2 separate regions of the Homo sapiens genome follow, and region 1 is linked to region 2. The links are chromatin loops, found by intact Hi-C in ENCODE. Cell type or tissue: heart left ventricle. All regions are shown on one strand. Links, peaks and the distances in the headings refer to the core of each region. The heading gives the core; the rest is flanking DNA. Region 1 has its middle 15 kb from the start of CITED4. Region 2 overlaps SCMH1 (Scm polycomb group protein homolog 1).

What was found. Hi-C counts contacts between places; a loop is a spot of excess contacts. Peaks named below come from ENCODE experiments on the same cell type or tissue, not always from the same donor. Only the 100,000 strongest peaks of a DNase experiment are listed, where the experiment ranks them.
Region 1: it touches region 2 in a loop (2.8-fold over the local background); 1 of 110 quality-filtered maps calls a loop at or near these places.

What each region holds. Positions count from the first base shown.
Region 1 is chr1:40,873,497-40,881,883 of GRCh38, forward strand. No RefSeq gene overlaps it. Among named protein-coding and RNA genes, the nearest start is that of CITED4, 15 kb to the left of the region's middle. RefSeq lists enhancers at 1,827-3,026, 7,911-8,387 and a silencer at 2,975-3,146. In heart left ventricle, for the core only: no CTCF peak of the experiment used is centred there; a DNase peak (open chromatin) is centred at 4,421; H3K27ac peaks cover 1,675 bases.
Region 2 is chr1:41,041,203-41,049,589 of GRCh38, forward strand. SCMH1 (Scm polycomb group protein homolog 1) reads right to left here. Exons shown (of 16, transcript NM_001394311.1): 11 at 7,488-7,688; 12 at 5,205-5,396. It overlaps SLFNL1-AS1 (SLFNL1 antisense RNA 1), which reads left to right. Exons shown (of 4, transcript NR_037868.1): 4 at 1,913-2,688. Among named protein-coding and RNA genes, the nearest start is that of SLFNL1, 24 kb to the left of the region's middle. In heart left ventricle, for the core only: no CTCF peak of the experiment used is centred there; no DNase peak of the experiment used is centred there; H3K27ac peaks cover 1,403 bases.

The DNA of each region.
Region 1 (8,387 bases), core at 2,375-6,374, 170 kb before region 2:
AGTGAGCCCAGAGGCAGGGGAACTTCACGATGGTCAGGATCTGGACAGATGAAGAAGGCAGGAAATGGGCTTTCTAAACAAACAGCACAGCTTTTGAGGGAAAGCACCATGATGTGAATGTACAGAGTGATGTTCAGGAAGTACCAGTAGCTGGGTGAGGCCGGAAAAATGGGTGCTGAGAGAGGGAGAGATCAGTCCTGAAGGGTGAAGACCCTTGAAAGTCAGGACTCAGAACATTGAAAATCATCTGTGCAGAGCTTTCTGTGTCATCTCACTGCAACAAGGAGAAATGGCAGGAGGTGTTTCTCCCATTTTACAGAAAGGAATTGATGTTCAGAGAGGCTTAGTTTGGCTAATGTTGCCTCGCTAGCAAGTGGCAAGAGTGGGACTTGAACTGGGGTCTTTTAACCTCATGCCCTACACTTGCCTGCTCAAGCAAGCGATTGTCAGCCTGCCTCTGTGGGTAGGGAGGGACAACGGAAGCATTCCAAGCGGGAAAGGGATGCTCCTTCTACGGAACTTTTGCCAGTGGAAAGTATGGAATGGATTTGAGGTGACTTGCTAGGGCATGGCAGTGAACCCATTCATTCATTCATTCATTCATTCATTTTTGGAAGCCCTGAGGCTGGAGGGCGGTGAGCTGAGCATTGACCATCAAGCAGGTAGGCACGGGTCAGATTGTTGGGGCACCAAGTCAAGAGTTTGGGTTGTGTCACGAATGGGATGGTAAGCCACTGGAGCCAGGAGGTCACCCTGCATGACCCCAAACCCTGTGACCCTGTGGAAGAGGGAGATTAGGAAAGGCAGGAGGGGCTCAACCAGCTGCAATGGAGTCACATGTAAAGGAGGCAGGGGCATTAAGTTCTAAAATCAGCAGGTAAGGCAAAAGTCATATGCAGTCCTTAAGAACTCAGTAAGGAGGCTGGGTGGTGCAGTGCCTCATGTCTATAATCCCAGCACTATGGGAGGCTGAGGTGGGTGGATCACTTGAGGTCAGGAGTTGGTGACCAGCCAGGCCAACATGGAGAAACCCCATTTCTACTAAAAATTAAAAAAAAAAAAAATAGCCAGGTGTAGTGGCATGTGCCTGTAGTCCCAGCTACTTGGGAGGCTGAGGCAGGAGAATTGCTTGAACCCAGGAGGTGGAGGCTGCAGTGAGCCAAGATCATGCCACTGGGTGACAGAGCAAGAGTCCGTCTCAAAAAAAAAAAATTCAGTAAGGAGCTTATTACATTTTTGTGAATTCAATCCTTATAGTAATAGGTATGTTTTTATATATGCTACATGGTAATATGCAGTATATGGAAAATGCATATATTTACACTATATACAAAGTGTATAATTTAATATTGCTTTTTTTTTTTTTTTTTGAGACAGGGTCTTGCTCTGTCACCCAGGCTGGAGTAATGGCACAGTCATATGCCAAGTGGAAAAATCATATGCCAATGGCACAAGTTGCAGCCTTGAACTTCTGGGCTCAAGCCATCCTCCTGCCTCAGCCTCTGGAGTACCTGGGACTACAGGCATGCGCCACCCACCACATCCAGCTTTTTTTTTTTTCCTTCCTTCCTTCTTTCCTTCCTTCCTTCCTTTCTTTTCTTTCTTTTCTTTCTTTTTCTTTTTCTTTTTTTTTGTAATAGAGATGAGGTCTTGCTATGTTGTCCAGGCTGATCTCAAATTCCCAAACTCAAGCAATTTTCCTGCCTCGGCCCTCTAATATTGCATTTAAACACATAAAAGAGAGAAAAATGAGTTGGCTTGTGCCTATAAAGTTGTTTGTGTGATTTATAATGTAAGTACACCGAGACTCCCCAGAATGGATGCTGTTGCTGCCCTGTCCAGATCCCCTTTCCCAGCTGCCATGATGTAGACTACTAACAGTCACAGCTGCCCGCTTCTTTTGAGAATTGTTCTCAGCCAAATAGAAGCTTCCCATCTCCCCCACCCTAGTCCTTGACAGTCCTGGGAAGAAACTAGTAAGGGGTATAAAAGGCTGGTCCTCTTGCCTCAATGTGAGACTGACTCTGTGGAGTAATTGGCTGGGACCTGTTCATCTTTCCTCCTTCCTTTCTCTCTCTCTCTTTTAAAAATTATTATTATTATTTTTAGATACAGGATCTCACTATATTGACCAGGCTGGTTTTGAACTCCTGACCTCAAGCAATCCTCCTGCTTCAGCCTCCCAAAGTGCTGGGATTACAGGTGTGAGCCACTGCATCTGGCCAGATGATGACCTTGACCTCTGATTGCTGCCACATAACTGGAACTCAGAGACCTTCTTGCACATCTGTGGAAAGGGGAGTTTGCTTTGAACTGCATTTCCTCACCAGCGTCACCCATTCCTTAAGAGTCAGGTTGATAAACGAGTCAATGCTGAGCCCAAACCAGGCAGGATTAATCATTTCCTCCTCCACATTGCTGCTGCTGCTGCTGCTGCATCCTGTGTCTGAGTCATTTCCTCATCTTTAATAGCTAACATGATGCCCAGTACAAAATAGGTATGGGGGAATATTTACTGAATGAATGTCATTGAATCTGACACCGTTGGATGTTGGATCCACTCAGTCCACTTGGCCACAGTTTAAGCAGCGTGAGGGTAGAGCCAAGTTTTTTTGTTTGTTTGTTTGTTTGTTTGTTTTTAGAGACACTATGCAAATAGGTAGAGCTAAGTTTTACTCTTTGGTGTGGGAAGGGCAGGATGGTGCAGTGCAAGAGCATGAGCTCTGCAGACACTCAGGAATCCTGTGCTTGAATTCCAACTCTGTGCCTCTGGGTCTTGAAATTTTAGGCAAATTATTTCTCTTGGAACCTGTTTCCTCATCTGTAAAATGGGGGTGATATCAACAAGAGTTATGTGCCAGGCAATTAGGAGGATTAAATGAGATAATGCAACTAAAATTTCCATCATTGGCCTAACACAAAGTAGGAGCTTGGTAAATATTAATTTTCTCTATTCTGGTATTCCCATAGGACCTGGAACATGGCAGACAGTCAGTAAGTGCTGGGTCACCTTCAGGCCACCCTGGACCATCCAGCTCTAGCTAAGCCATCAGCTGACTACAACTACATGAATGAACCCAGGAGATAAGAGCAGAAGAATCACCTAGCTGAGCCCAGCCAAACTGCAGCATATAGTATCATGAGCTAATAAACAATTCCTGCTTTAAGCCCTAAGCCCTAACAATTTGAAGTCCTTGTTACACAGCAAATACTGTTGCAAACAATGACGTTTTAAGAAGAGCTGGGATCGAGCTGGTATTTAGGAGCAACTGAAACCAGGACTCTCTTGTTCTGTCTCATGTCTTTCCTATTTTCTGCACGTTATCTTCCCTCTCTTTCATAGCACATTGATTTTCTTCATGGTGCAGAGAAAAAGGTTGAGTTTTATAGCTTGCATCTTCAAGATAATGGAGAAAAACTGATTCTGTTTTCTGCATCTCAGATCTAAAAATCCCTGGGAAAAGACTCATTGGCCCAGCTTAGGTCAAGCCTCCCCTTGGACCAATCAACTGGTAATGGAGTAGGGAGGGCACTCCATCACAACACACACGTTAGATGACATATGAGCAAAACTATCCCAGGCACTGTTTTAAGGCTTAACATGTGTTAACTGACTTCATCCTCATAATACAACAATCCCATCAGAGCTATTATTGTCTCTGTTTTGAAGTGAGGAAACTGAAAACAAGCCACAGAGAGGTGAAGTAACTTGCCCAAGACTACACAGCTAAAAAGAGGTGCAGCCAGGACTTACACCACAGCTATCTGACTCCAGAATCCACCCACTTAATGACCACAGTGGTCTGCCTCTCATATTGAGTTCCTGGGGGGTTCCAATAGATTGAGGGGTGGGCAGGATGGAGGCACTCCAAGGAAATATCTGGAATGCTAACTCAGAGAAGGTAAGCCTCTGGGGGCCCTTGATCTCACTGTCTTCAGGCCTCTAAATGACTCTCACTAGGCAATGGCAGTGGAAGGTTCTGGATCACCTCAGAAAACAAATCTAGGATCAGTGGGTGGACACCACTGGAAAGTGGGTTTCAATTCGATGGTAGGAATTTCTTCAGAGTCAGGGATATTAGTGCTCAAAGTCACACAACAAGCTGAACTGGGGTTTAAACTTATGCCTGAAGGAGTGCTGAGGCTTTGCTGTTAACCACTGTGCCCCATCTTCGTTTCCTTCTCAAAATGAGGAAAAGAATATTGGTGGAGGTGAGGCAGGGAGACACAGGGCCTACATCTACCCACATTTCATTAAAGGCCTGCTGTTTCCCAGCAGATGGAGGCTGCTTATGTGATCATCTCCAGTTACCCCGTGGGTTTGCCCCGCCCCCTTGGCTGGTGTGTAAATTCCCTGTGGGGAGAGTCATGTGCCCTCTTAAATGCCCAGTCTTATGCTGTCCTGGCTGGGGCCTGTGGGATGGGGGAGCTGGGAGGACGCTTCCTGTAGTTCCTCAGGTGCCTCCCAGCATGGCTTAGACTTTGGGGGCAGGGTTGGACCAGGCAGGAAGGGGCAGCTGGGGGTTTCCTCTGGGTGCGACAGCCTGGCTCTTGCTGGGCTGGAAGCCAAGCCTGGGAAGGAATTTCCCAGTCCTGTCTGAATTCTGTTTTCTCTTTTTATTTTATTTTTTTAGAGACAGAGTCTCCCTCTGTCACCCAGGCTGGAGTGCAGTGATGCGGTCATAGCTCACTATAACCTCAAACTTTTGGGCTCAAGTGACTCTCACCCCTTAGTCTCAAGAGTGGCTGGGACTACAGGAGAGTGCCCCCATGCCCTGCTAATTATTATTTTTATTTTTATATTTTTTGTAGTGACGAGGGTCTCACTTTGTTGCCCAGGCTAGACTCAAACTCCTGGCCTCAAGTGATCCCTCCACCATAGCTTCCCAAAACCCTGGGATTAGAGACAAACCTGAGCCACTGTGCCTGGCCTGAATTCTGTTTTCTTTGTGGAGGGAGGGAGAATAGTGTGAGAAGATGAATCCTGTTCCTCACCTCCCCAGCAACTAGCCTTAAGGTAGAAGAGGAGAATTGGGGTAGTCTTTATTTGGGAGGAGGAAGCAGCACTTTCTCATAAGGCATCAGGGTTTGGTGCTTCTCTGCTAGGAAAAGAATAATACTCTCACACCCCCAAAGCTAATAGGTGCCCAGGGAAGTCTTGGCTTAGTTGGGTGACCGTGCTGAGAAATAGAAATATAAATGTGGGCCAGACGCAGTGGCTCACGCTTGTAATCCTAGCACTTTCCGATGCCGAGGCAGGCGGATCTTAAGCCCAGGAGTTCGAGACCAGCCTGGACAATATAGCGAAACCCTATCTCTAGTAAAAAACCAAAACAAAACAAAAAAACAAAAATTAGCTGGGTGTGGTGGTACATGCCTGTAATCCCAGCTACTCAGGTCACTGAGGGATGAGAATCATTTGAACCTGGGAGGCGGAGGTTGCAGTGAGTCGAAAGTATACCATTGCACTCCAGCCTAGGCTGTGTCTCAGAAAGAAAGAAAGAAAGAGAGAGAGAGAGAGAGAAGGAAGGAAGGAAGAAAGAAAGAAAGAAAGAAAGGAAAGAAGGAAGGAAGGAAGGAAGGAAGAAAGAAAGAAAAAGAAAGAAAGAAAAAAGAAAAGAAGGAGGGAAAGGGAGGGAGGGAAGGAAGGAAGGAAGGAGAAAAAAATATAAATGTGAGTCATATATTAAATTGGGAATGTTCTAGTAGCCACACTTAAGAAAGTAAAGAGAAACAAGTGAAATAATTTTAATAAATTTTATTTAACCCAGTATGTCCAAAATAATATCATTGAAACCTGTAATTAATATAAAAATGATTAATGAGGGATTTCACAGTTTTTGTACTAGATCTTTGAAATTCAACGTGTATTTTTTACTTACATCACAATTTTTTTTTTTGAGATGGAGTTTCGCTCTTGTTGCCCTGGCTGGAGTGCAGTGGTGTGATCTTGGCTCACTACAACCTCCGCCTCCTGAGTTCAAGTGATTCTGCTGCCTCAGCCTCCCAAGTAGTGGGATTACCATGCCTGGCTAATTTTGTGTTTTTTAGTAGAGACGGGGTTTCACCGTGTTGGCCAGACTGGTCTCGAACTCCTGACCTCAGGTAATCTGTCCGCCTTGGCCTCCCAAAGTTCTGGAATTACAGGCATGTGTCACCGCACCCGGCCTTATACCACAGTTTTGATTAGCCACATACCAACGGCTCAGTAGCCACATGTGGCTCATGGCTATCATATTGGACAGAACCATTTCAGATCACAGATTCTGGAAATGAAGATCCAGAAATCTCAGCATTTCTGCATCCTAAGATTGCTTCTGGAAGGACTTTAAGGTCATCTGGTCAAGCCCCTCACACACAAGGAAATGACTTCTCGAGGAGACCCACTGCTCCTAGCAAAGTTGATGTCCTCACATGTGCATCCCAGTCTGGGAAACTCCCCCATTCCAGCAGCCTCCTGCCAATGGAGATGGGCTGCTCACAGCCAGCCTCAGGGCATAAAACAGGGGCAAGAGGTGAGGCAGGAAGACACTGGAAGGACGTAGAATGGACCCTACCCTGGCAGACTTCCTCTCCTCTGTCACCTTCTCCCTTTCTGGAGGGAATGTCACCGCCTGGGCACAGAGCGGGCAGGAATTCTTTTGTTAACTTCCCAAACTGGAACATAGACTCAGGCCCACCCCTTCCCTTCTGATTCTCCTTTCTCCATATTCATGGCTGCCAACAATGAGCTAGACCCTGCAAGCTACAAAGATAAGAGGCAGAGGCCCTGGGAAGGAGAAACTTTGCTCAGACTTCATGGGGGAAGGAACAGTTAATTCTGCCCGGGGACCCAGGGCAGGCCTCCCTGCTGGAGGAGGTGTCTGAACAAAAGGAGCAGTGGGGTGGGGAGGCTGGGGGTGGGGTGGGGGATGTTAGTGATGATGAGGGACAGCAGCTGAAGGGAAAGGGCATCCAGGAAGAGGGTGACAGTCCAAGAAAGGGGCAGTATGAGGGAGCTGGTCTCCTATTTTCTCAGGGGCCATGGCCACTGCTGCTCTTTCTCCTCCCAGAAGTTGCCTTGACTTCCCCTATAAGAAAGGGAAAGGAGATTCCTTTTTTTTTTTTTTTTTTTTAAAGAGACAAGGTGTCCCTTTGTTGTGCAGGCTGGTGTCAAACTCCTGGCTTCAAGAGATTCTCCTGCCTCTTCCTCCCAAATTGCTGGGACTACAGGCTTGAGCCACTGTACCTGGCCAGAGAGTCCGTTTAAGAAGAAAATCTGTCTGCTTCACCTGAGTTCCTAAAAAGACCAGCACATGGTGGATAGCCAATGAAGGCTTGTTAGTGAATAGAGGAGAGGGCAGAGAGCAGATGAAGGGTCTATTAGGCTGAGACTAGGCCAGCTGGGGCACAGAGTGCATGATAGGTGGAGGGGCAAGAAGGGGACTGGTGTGTTCTGAGCATCTGGTTTGTCTCCACATCTTCAGAATCTTATTCACTCCCCCAATAGTGAGAGGTAGGTGGTATTGCTCCCATTCTACAGAGGAGGAAAATGAGGTTCAGTGACCATCTGGGATTACGGCTCGTTCTGTCTGATTTCAAAAGCCCATCTTTCTAGGTGCTTTCTGGCATGTCCTCACCTGGTTATTGCCAAGAACTCAGCAGTGACCAAGTTCTTGGTAGGCACCCACGCCTTTGAATTCCTGGTGAAGTGGAGGGTTCCTGGAAAGGCCTTCGGAAACAGAAGGCCACTACCAGGCTTGGTGATCACCCAGCCACATTCCTCTCCACCCCCAGGTAAGGACAGGAGGCAGTTCTGAGAGGTAAAGCGGCTTGCTCACATGGGGAGTGGGTGGCTGGAGGTGGGATTGACCACCCTGCCCCTGGGCACTGACTCATGGCAGCTGCTGTGGGAAAGCCACTTCCAGCCTTGGCTTTCCCAGCCAGGCAATGGCCAGGATTGCTTTGCCGAATCTGCCTGGGCCTGGAGCCAGGGAACTGGGAAAAAGCTGAGCACAGCATATTGCCAGGGTACCTCACCCTCTCCCTGCTCCCAGTGACAACAGCTTGCATGGGGCATACCTCCCCGTGTGCAGGAGCCTTTCCAGTTTCCAGAGGGATCAGGCCAGGCCCGGGCCCTGATGCTCCTCAAATCCCCAGTACCCAGCACAGGCAGGGTGACCCACCATCCTGGTGTGCTGAGGACTGTCTTAGTTTCAGCATGTCCTGCATCTTGGGAACTCCTCAGTCCTGGGCAAACCTGGATGGTTGGTCTCCCTAGCCCTGCACCAAATTCATAGTTGGCACTGAAGAAATGTTCTAAGTAGGCCAGGTGTGGTGGCTCATGCCTGTAATCCCGGGACTTTGGGAGGCCGAGGTAGGAGGATTGCTTGAGCCCAGGAGTTTGA
Region 2 (8,387 bases), core at 2,165-6,164:
GTGCATGTTTACATCACTCTCAGTGTTTAAAAAAAAAAAATCCCTCTCTGAACCACTTCCCACATCGTTTACTGCTCTTTCATTCAACAAATACTATTAATTACTTACCATATGACAGTTAGGATGATGGATACTGAGAATGGTGAAAAAGATATTGTCTCTATCCTCATGGAACATTTACTATAGTGAGGCAGATGACAAAATACAGGTAGCTAAAAATATTAGCAACTATTATAATTATAACAAAGGAAAGAAACAGGATATTAAGATGGACAGTATCAGGTGCATCTCTTTTGGATGAGGAGAGCCTTGGAGGTCTTCCTGACACCTTGAAGTTTAAGCTGTGGTCCCACGAAGGTCCACCTGAAAAGCGGACGTGTGCCAGACAGTGTGCTTCAGTGAATTATGAGCATTTGCGTCATCTTAAAACTCTGACAATTCTAGGCTGGAAACCTATGTGGGAATCAGAGCACATCCTGATATTTCAGTTTTTATTTGGCTTTAACCACTGTGAATCTTGGGATTTGGGCAGGAGAACCACTTTATAACTAACTCACAAGACCAGGATGACAACTGGAAAGAAAGGCACAAGGAACCAGTGTCATGGGCAATGAACCACTTCCTCTAACAGAGAGGAACCTGAGAATCCCAAAACAGCAGACTCAGAGTTTAATGCTGGGTAGATTTCAATTACAGCTAAACTTAATAGTCACTGGGACCAGTGAAATCAATACAATCTCCTGCTTAATACTGTCCTAACAATCTCCTGCCTCATACTGAGCCACTGCACCCGGCCGGGCCTCTTTTACTTAGTCTTCACAAGCCACTTACTTGATCTAGCCACATGTATAGTTCTGCTCTGACATCACCTCCCCCAGGAATCCTCCCTTGACCTCTTCTTTCACCATACTCCTGGCTCATCATGCCTTGCTGGGCCAGAGTACCTCTGTGCTCTGCTTTCACCACATACATGTTCATATTGTCCCTAATACTGAAGGTAGGGACAATATCTTTGTCACCATTCTCAGTATTTTTTAGGGTGCCAGAAGGGGCTTTTTTTTTTTGAGATGGAGTTTCGCTCTGTCATCCAGGCTGGAGTGCAATGGTGCGATCTCAGCTCACTGCAACCTCCGCCTCCCAGGTTCAAGCGATTCTCCTGCCTCAGCCTCCCAAGTAGCTGGGATTACAAGCATGCACCACCACGCCCAGCTAATTTTTGTATTATTAGTAGAGACAGGGTTTCACCATGTTAGCCAGGCTGGTCTCGAACTCCCGACCTCAGGTGATCCACTTTTGGCCTCCCAAAGTGCTGGGATTACAGGCATGAGCCACTGTGCCTGGCTGGGCCTCTTTTAGTTTTCACCAGCCTCTTATTTGATCCAGCCACATGCATAGTTCTGAAGAAGAGACTCTGCTCTGACATTGCCTCCCCCAGGAATCCTCCCTTGACTTCTTCTTTTACCATACTCCTTGCTCATCATGCTTTGCTGGGCCAGAGTACCTCTGTGCTCTGCTTTCACCACATACATGTTCACATATCTCTACCTGTCTCAGCTCTTTGAGCACAGGGATGGAGTCTGTCTCACCTCTGTCTCCCTAGAGTCTAGTATAGAATCGGGCACAGAGTAAGTATTTGTAAATATTTGATGACCTAAAGTAAAACAACTGGCCTGGATTATTCAAAATGCCAATGTCACGTCGTGAAAGATAGAAAAAAAAAGGTGGATAACTGTTCTAGATAAAGGAAACTAAAGAGACAGGAGAATTAAATGCAGTGGATGATCCTTTATTGAATCCCGGATTAGGAAACAACAGCTATAAAGGACATTAGTGTGACAACTAGGGGAAATTCTAATATGAACTACATAATAGCTAATAGTATATTAATTAATTTATTATTATTATTTTTCAGACGGAGTCTCACTCTGTTGCTCAGGCTGGAGTGCAGTGGCACAATCTTGGCTCACTGCAACCTCTGCCTCCTGGGTTCAAGCAATTCTCCTGCCTCAGCCTCCCGAGTAGCTGGAATTATAGGTGCACACCACCATGCCCAGCTAATTTTTGTATTTTTGGTACAGATAGGATTTCACCATGTTGGCCCAGCTGGTCTTGAACTCCTGACCTCAAGTGATCTGCCCACCTTGGCATCACACAGTGCCGGGATTACAGGCATGAGCCACCGCACCTGGCCTAGTAGTATTTTATTAATGTTAAATTTCATTAGTTTTTTTTTTTTTTGAGACAGAGTCTCGCTCTGTCGCCCAGGCTGGAGTGCAGTGGCGCAATCGCTGCTCACTGCAAGCTCCGCCTCCCGAGTTCACGCCATTCTCCTGCCTCAGCCTCCTGAGTAGCTGGGACTACAGGTGCCTGCCACCACGCCCGGCTAATTTTTTTTTTTTTTTTTGTATTTTTAGTAGAGATGGGGTTTCACCATGTTAGCCAGGATAGTCTTGATCTCCTGATCTCACGATCCACCCGCCTCAGGCTCTCAAAGTGCTGGGATTACAGGTGTGAGCCACCGCGCCTGGCCTCATTAGTTTTTATTTATGTTAAATTTCTTAATCATAATAATACTATTATGTTCCTTATTCTTAGGAGATAAACACAAAAGTATTTAAGGATAAAATCTCTCATCTGCAGTTAACTCTCAAATGGTTCAGTAAATAAATGAAAAACATTTTAAATATACAGGTATTCAACAAGTATGTATATTTATATGTGTATATATAGTTAGGAGAAACAGACGAAGTAAATACTGCAAAAAGTGGTAAAGATAGGCAAAGAGTTCATGGTTGCTTATTGTTCTATTTTTGTAACTTTTCTGTAGGTTTGAAATTTTTAAAATAAAACATTGGAGAAAAAAGTAGTAGTCTCAACTTAGGTAGGAAAGCTTAATGGGATATGAAATCTCCCTGAGCTTTGGGTGACTACCTGCTATATCGGAAGTGCATGGTCAGTTGGGCCAGGACTCTAAGTGGTAGGGTAGTGTGGAGACAAGGATATAGGAAAGGGGGAGGGCCAGTAAGCACCCAGATAACAGAGGTGGTACCTATGTATGTCTAGCAGAAGCGTGTAGCCAGGCAGAAGGGCAGGAGTCATAAATACCAGATCCAAAGGGCAAAGCAAAAGACAGCTCTTGTACAGATCGAGCTCTTTGGCAGAGGTTTAGGTAAGTAATCAGAAAAACACAGGAAATGATAATATCAGAGGTGGGGCAAAGGGTCAGTAAGGCAGGCAAGCAGGCAGGAAGGCAGGCAGGCAAGCAGGCAGAAAGGATACACTAAGAAGCACAGAGGAATTAGAAGTTTAGGCAAGGCTCTGGCTTGTCTGGGCATAGTTAAAGGCTAATTTCAGGGAAGCAAATAGAAACTAGAGTGAGAGCAGACAAGTTGCTGAGCACCCACGATGAGAAACAGCTTAAGAGCAGAGGAGGACACAAAAAGTGGGCTCAATCTGTCTGAAAATGGGGAAGGGAGAGGTAGCAGCTAATGGCAGAATGTGATACCTTGGTCTTTGTTTCTCTTAGTTGGTGAGGCAAGAAGAGTCTGGCTAAAGTTTGCTTCCTCTTATCTAGTGGCTGAATCAGAGAGATGTAAATTGGGGCAGAATTCCCAGGAAAGGTCATGCCCCGGTCCCAAACCACTTTTGGGACTGCAGGCCCATGAGGTACATCCTTACCAGTCTCTGAATGCTGCTACCAGTATGTTTCTCTCACTTCTTAATGATGGCATTCCATTTAAGAATTCGGAGTTCCTATTTCTTTGAGAAATCTCTTTTTAAACTAGCAGCTACATTCATGGATGTGCTAACCCCCATTCATGCATCCATTCTTTCAGAATCCCAGGTAGGCCTAACTTTCACGTCTGAAATGTAGATCAGAGTTCCTGAATGCCTAACTGGAGGTATTTAAAACTTGCCTTTGTCTGGACCAGCTCTACCATGCCCAGTCCAGACTCCCAGTGCAACATTCTAACTGCAAGTCAGAATGCCTTTTTCTTTTCTCAGAGACTCTGGTACTGAAAGAAAGCAATCTAGCATGGGTTAGGTGAGGAGAAGTTCCCTCCATAGAAAAGGATCAGCCAGGGGATCATAGAAATGGCTGCAGGGATCAGATGGTCTGGCCCCCACAGAGTATTTAAAATTCAGGTATCTTTTTGACCTGCTTGCAAGTCACATAAGCAATACGGATTTGGGTACAGAAGTATCTATGAGGGAAAGGGGGAAGGAGAATGGGGGAACAGTCACTTCCCTGGGCACATTCTCTAGAAGCAGTGCTTTTATCGGAGGTGATTCTGTTAAGACTATGATGAAAAGACACCAGGGAAGGCAGTGTGGGAACAAGACTTGTTTGTGTAGAGGAAGGTCGGAAAAGACACCTTTCAGACCTGTGCCCTCCCATCAACAGACAGCACAGCACTCACACTGGCAGCACCCCTCCCTATTTCTCTGCTCAGGACACAATCTGCAGGGCTTTTTTAAGGGCCTTTCCTCCCTCTCAGTAATGACCTACCTTGCTATGTTTAAGGCTGAGCTTTTCTTCCCTCCCTTGTTCTGTGTCCTGGGTTCCAGATGAGAGACGCAGAGTTCCATTGAATCTTTAATCTCTCTCGGAAGTACTTAGTCACTGATTTGGCCACGTGGCATCTGCTTTCCCATTGTGGGTCTGGTATGTTAACTAAGAAAGTTATTTTCCAGCCGAGTTAGAAATAGCAGGAACTTGAATTGACTTGCTAGACTGGCAGTGCTGGAAGTTAGGGCCATGTGCCAAAGGAAAGAATAGATGGCCAATCACCAGGGAGCAAATTTCTCAATCTGTAGCCTGAGACTAAACCTTCCTGCTGGCAAGGGAGATGTGTGTTAGGCCTTTGCTGCCAGGTTCACACTGGGAGACGTTCTGTGACTTCTTGGTGGCTCCACATGCAGTCTGAAACTCAGAAGGGGAATTGCGAACCACCTTTTATCTAGGGATAAGGATCTAGAAGAAATAGGGGTGATCCTAGAGACAGAAAACAAAATCCTGAAGAAAAAGTAAAGATGAGAGGAGGCTGAGAAGTCTCAGATATGGCAAAGGTAAGGGACAGAAAAGCAGACCTCTAGATAGTAGGTGCCAGGCCAGTAGTTCTGAAGGCTGACCCTGGGCCCCTGCAGGTGCTGCTGCTAGCCCTGTCCCCCACTCTCAGCCCAGGCCCCATCCCAGCTCCTACCTGGTAGGTACCTGTCGTGGCTGTGGCTGTACTCTATGGCAGTGAGTGACAAGTGAGTCTGTGTAAAGGGCTGGTTGCCAAACAGATTGTCACTACGAAGGTTGTGGCAGAGTTTCTCCAGGAAGCGGAGGACGTAGGTGATGCTGTTGACTGCTGGGAGGTTGAGGGTATGCTGTTCCCGGTCAAACACGGCTGTGGAGTGAGTAAACAGGGCCAAGCATGTCAGCCTGGCAGTGGAGTACAGCGCTAGGCAGGACGAGTCCAGCCCACTGCTTGTCTCAGGCTTACCTGGTTACACAAAGGGAATCAGTGCCCCACGTTTCCTCCCTCCCTCCCTTTAACTCCCTCCCTCGAGGGCTTTGATTTTTGCCTCCAACTGTAAAGGGCTTGCAAATATGGGAGTGGCCAGGCCAGGTCTGTTGCACCCTGGGCTCTGGAATGATTTTATTCAACTTGTGAAAACAACTGTGAACATAATTCTCTCTGCTCCATCACTTGGTTGGACCTCCCCCAGGAAATCTGCTCATTTAGGGTGCTATTTTCACAAGAACTGCCCAAGAACAGAGAAGCTTGGCAGAAGAGTAGAATATAGCCATAGCCAGCAATGGTATGGGTACACAATTTCTGATCTACATAAGGGCACTAGAATTTTGGCAACATTTGGAACTGTTTCATGCTTGGTGTTAGTTTACTTCCTATCATCTTTTTCTATAAAAATGTATCAGTATAAACCTTAAAAAGCAAAGACCTGTGTATTTGTCTCTGAGGGCAGCAAGGACATGGGGATTTGGGGAGATAGGTCATTCTCAAGAACCAGTTTTGAGGCAGGAGAAGAACCCCAGAGAGGGTATAGGAGAGCAGCTAAAGAGAGGCAGTAAAGAAGGCCAGGTTCCTACAGACCATTACACAGAAACAAAGAAGAGACCAGGGAGTAGGCTGGGCCTCAGAAGGGACATAAGGCTTAATTTCCCAGGCACTTCCCAGTCTTTTTTTTTTTTTTTTTTTTTTGAGACGGAGTCTTGCTCTGTCACCCAGGCTGGGGTGCAATGGCACGATCTCAGCTCACTGCAACCTCCGCCTCCCAGGTTCAAGCAATTCTCTTGCCTCAGCCTCCCGAGTATCTGGGACTACAGGCGTGCACCACCATGCCTGGCTAATGTTTTGTATTTTTTTTTAGTAGAGACAGGGTTTTGCCATGTTGGCCAGGCTGGTCTTCAACTCCTGACCTCAGGTGATCCGCCCACCTCAGCCTCCCAAAGTGCTGGGATTACAGGTGTGAGCCACCGCACCTGGCCAATTCCTAGTCTTCTATAAAAATTCCCTGCCTGTCTGCTCCATCCTCCTCACAGCCAAGTACTCCCTAGTCTGGGTTCCCACACCACTCTGTATACATTTCCCTATTACAGCACTTCTCACAGTTAGCTATGTATATTCTTTCTTTTTCACTGGTATGGAGCCTAAGCTGTCATCTTCTATTCTCCCCTTCTCCTGACCAGTGTCTGGCAATCACCTGACACATAGTAAGGGTTCAATAAATGTTTGCTAAAATAATACAGTCTGGTTATTTATGGAGTCTTCCATGCCAGCGGGGTTTCCTGAAGCTGGTTATTACAACCTGCTAGGGAGGAGGGGCAGGGGAATATGGAATAGCATCAGTTAAGACTGAAAGGCTCTAGGTCAAGTCTTCATAGGTTTAGTGGCTAAACAGGATTTTGGATTTAGGAAAACTGAAACAGAATCAGGACACAGGAGAAAAAATGAGTATTCTGTGAGAGCAAAAAACACTGTGTCACTGAATCAAACTCTCATAGCAGTAAAGAAAAAGGAAATGACTTTTCCCAACCACCCTGGGATTTAATTCTCTTCTTCTGGGCCTGGTTTAGGACGAGGAAGCTAAGGAATCAAAGGAATGATAGAGGAGTTCAGTGGTTCCTGAAACCAGGTGGGAGGCTGCAACAGTCTGGAGAAACCCTCCTGCTGCCACAACATAGCCCCCTCTGGATTCTTTCTCCTATACTTTCTGTACGGACAGGTCAATCAGGTAGATGGGGGGAATCAGTTTAGAGGCTCACTGAAGCAGAATCTGTGGGTATTCTCCTTGGCAGAGGTATGCATAAGGCTCAGAGGGGCTCTTGGGGGGTTGGAGATGAGGAATGGAATACCTTCACATTTTTCCAGAGCCTGCAGGTATGAAGTGGGAACCAGGATGCCTTACAAGAAATCAACCAGTTGAGAAGGTGGGTCCTTCTGGCTGGGAGGCAATATGAGCCAAAGTGTGCTTACCTGAGATAACCTCACCACCATGGCCTTGCTTGAGGAAGCTGAAGACGGTTTTCTGGTGATAAGCACAGTCGATACAGGCCTGGACAGCCTGCTGCAACACCACAGAGGCACGGGCTGGTCCAAAATGGTCAGGGAGTTGCTGGACCTTCTTCTTATCTAAGTGGGGGCCTGTGCTGCCATTCTTGTTCAAGTAGATACAAACTATGGGAGACAAAGAATCAAAGAAGCTTCAAGAGTCTCTGGGATAGAGAAGTCAGAGAACAGCATCCTATTCCATCTTTTATACCTTGGCCTCTGGTTCCTAACAGAATTCCTAGCAGCTGAGCTGGTGAAATGCTGTGGGAGGTAGAGGGTGGAGGGTCAAGAAAAGGCTGTGCCCAGCTACTGCCAACCCAAACTGCATGATCAAAGTCTGTGGGAAGACTGGAAGAGTGGCCCAGACCAAAGGCCAAGACACAGAGTTTGCACTTTGTCTTCTGTGCACTGAAAAGAAAATCTAGACAATTCCCCTCTTGTACGTACTTCCATTTTTTTGTACTTGGTTGCCTCACATATTCTTTGTACCTCTTACCATATATGTGTAAGGCACTGTGGGGCAATGGCAATATTAGCAAGGGCATATGTGTGTGTGTGTGTGTGTGTATGTATGTCATTGGATTTAGAATAGTTGCACCATTGATCATTTGCCTTGCTTTCTGTTTTGGGCCTTAGGGTCCCTTTGTTATCTTCTACATCAACACTCATGCCCAAAGAATATAATAAAAATTTTAAAAAAAATTGGATTAAAAAAAAAAAAGTTGGGCTGGGCGTGGTGGCTCACGCCTGTAATCCCAGCACTTTGGGAGGCTGAGGCAGGTGGATCACGAGGTCAGGAGTTCGAGATCAGCCTGGTGAAGAGGT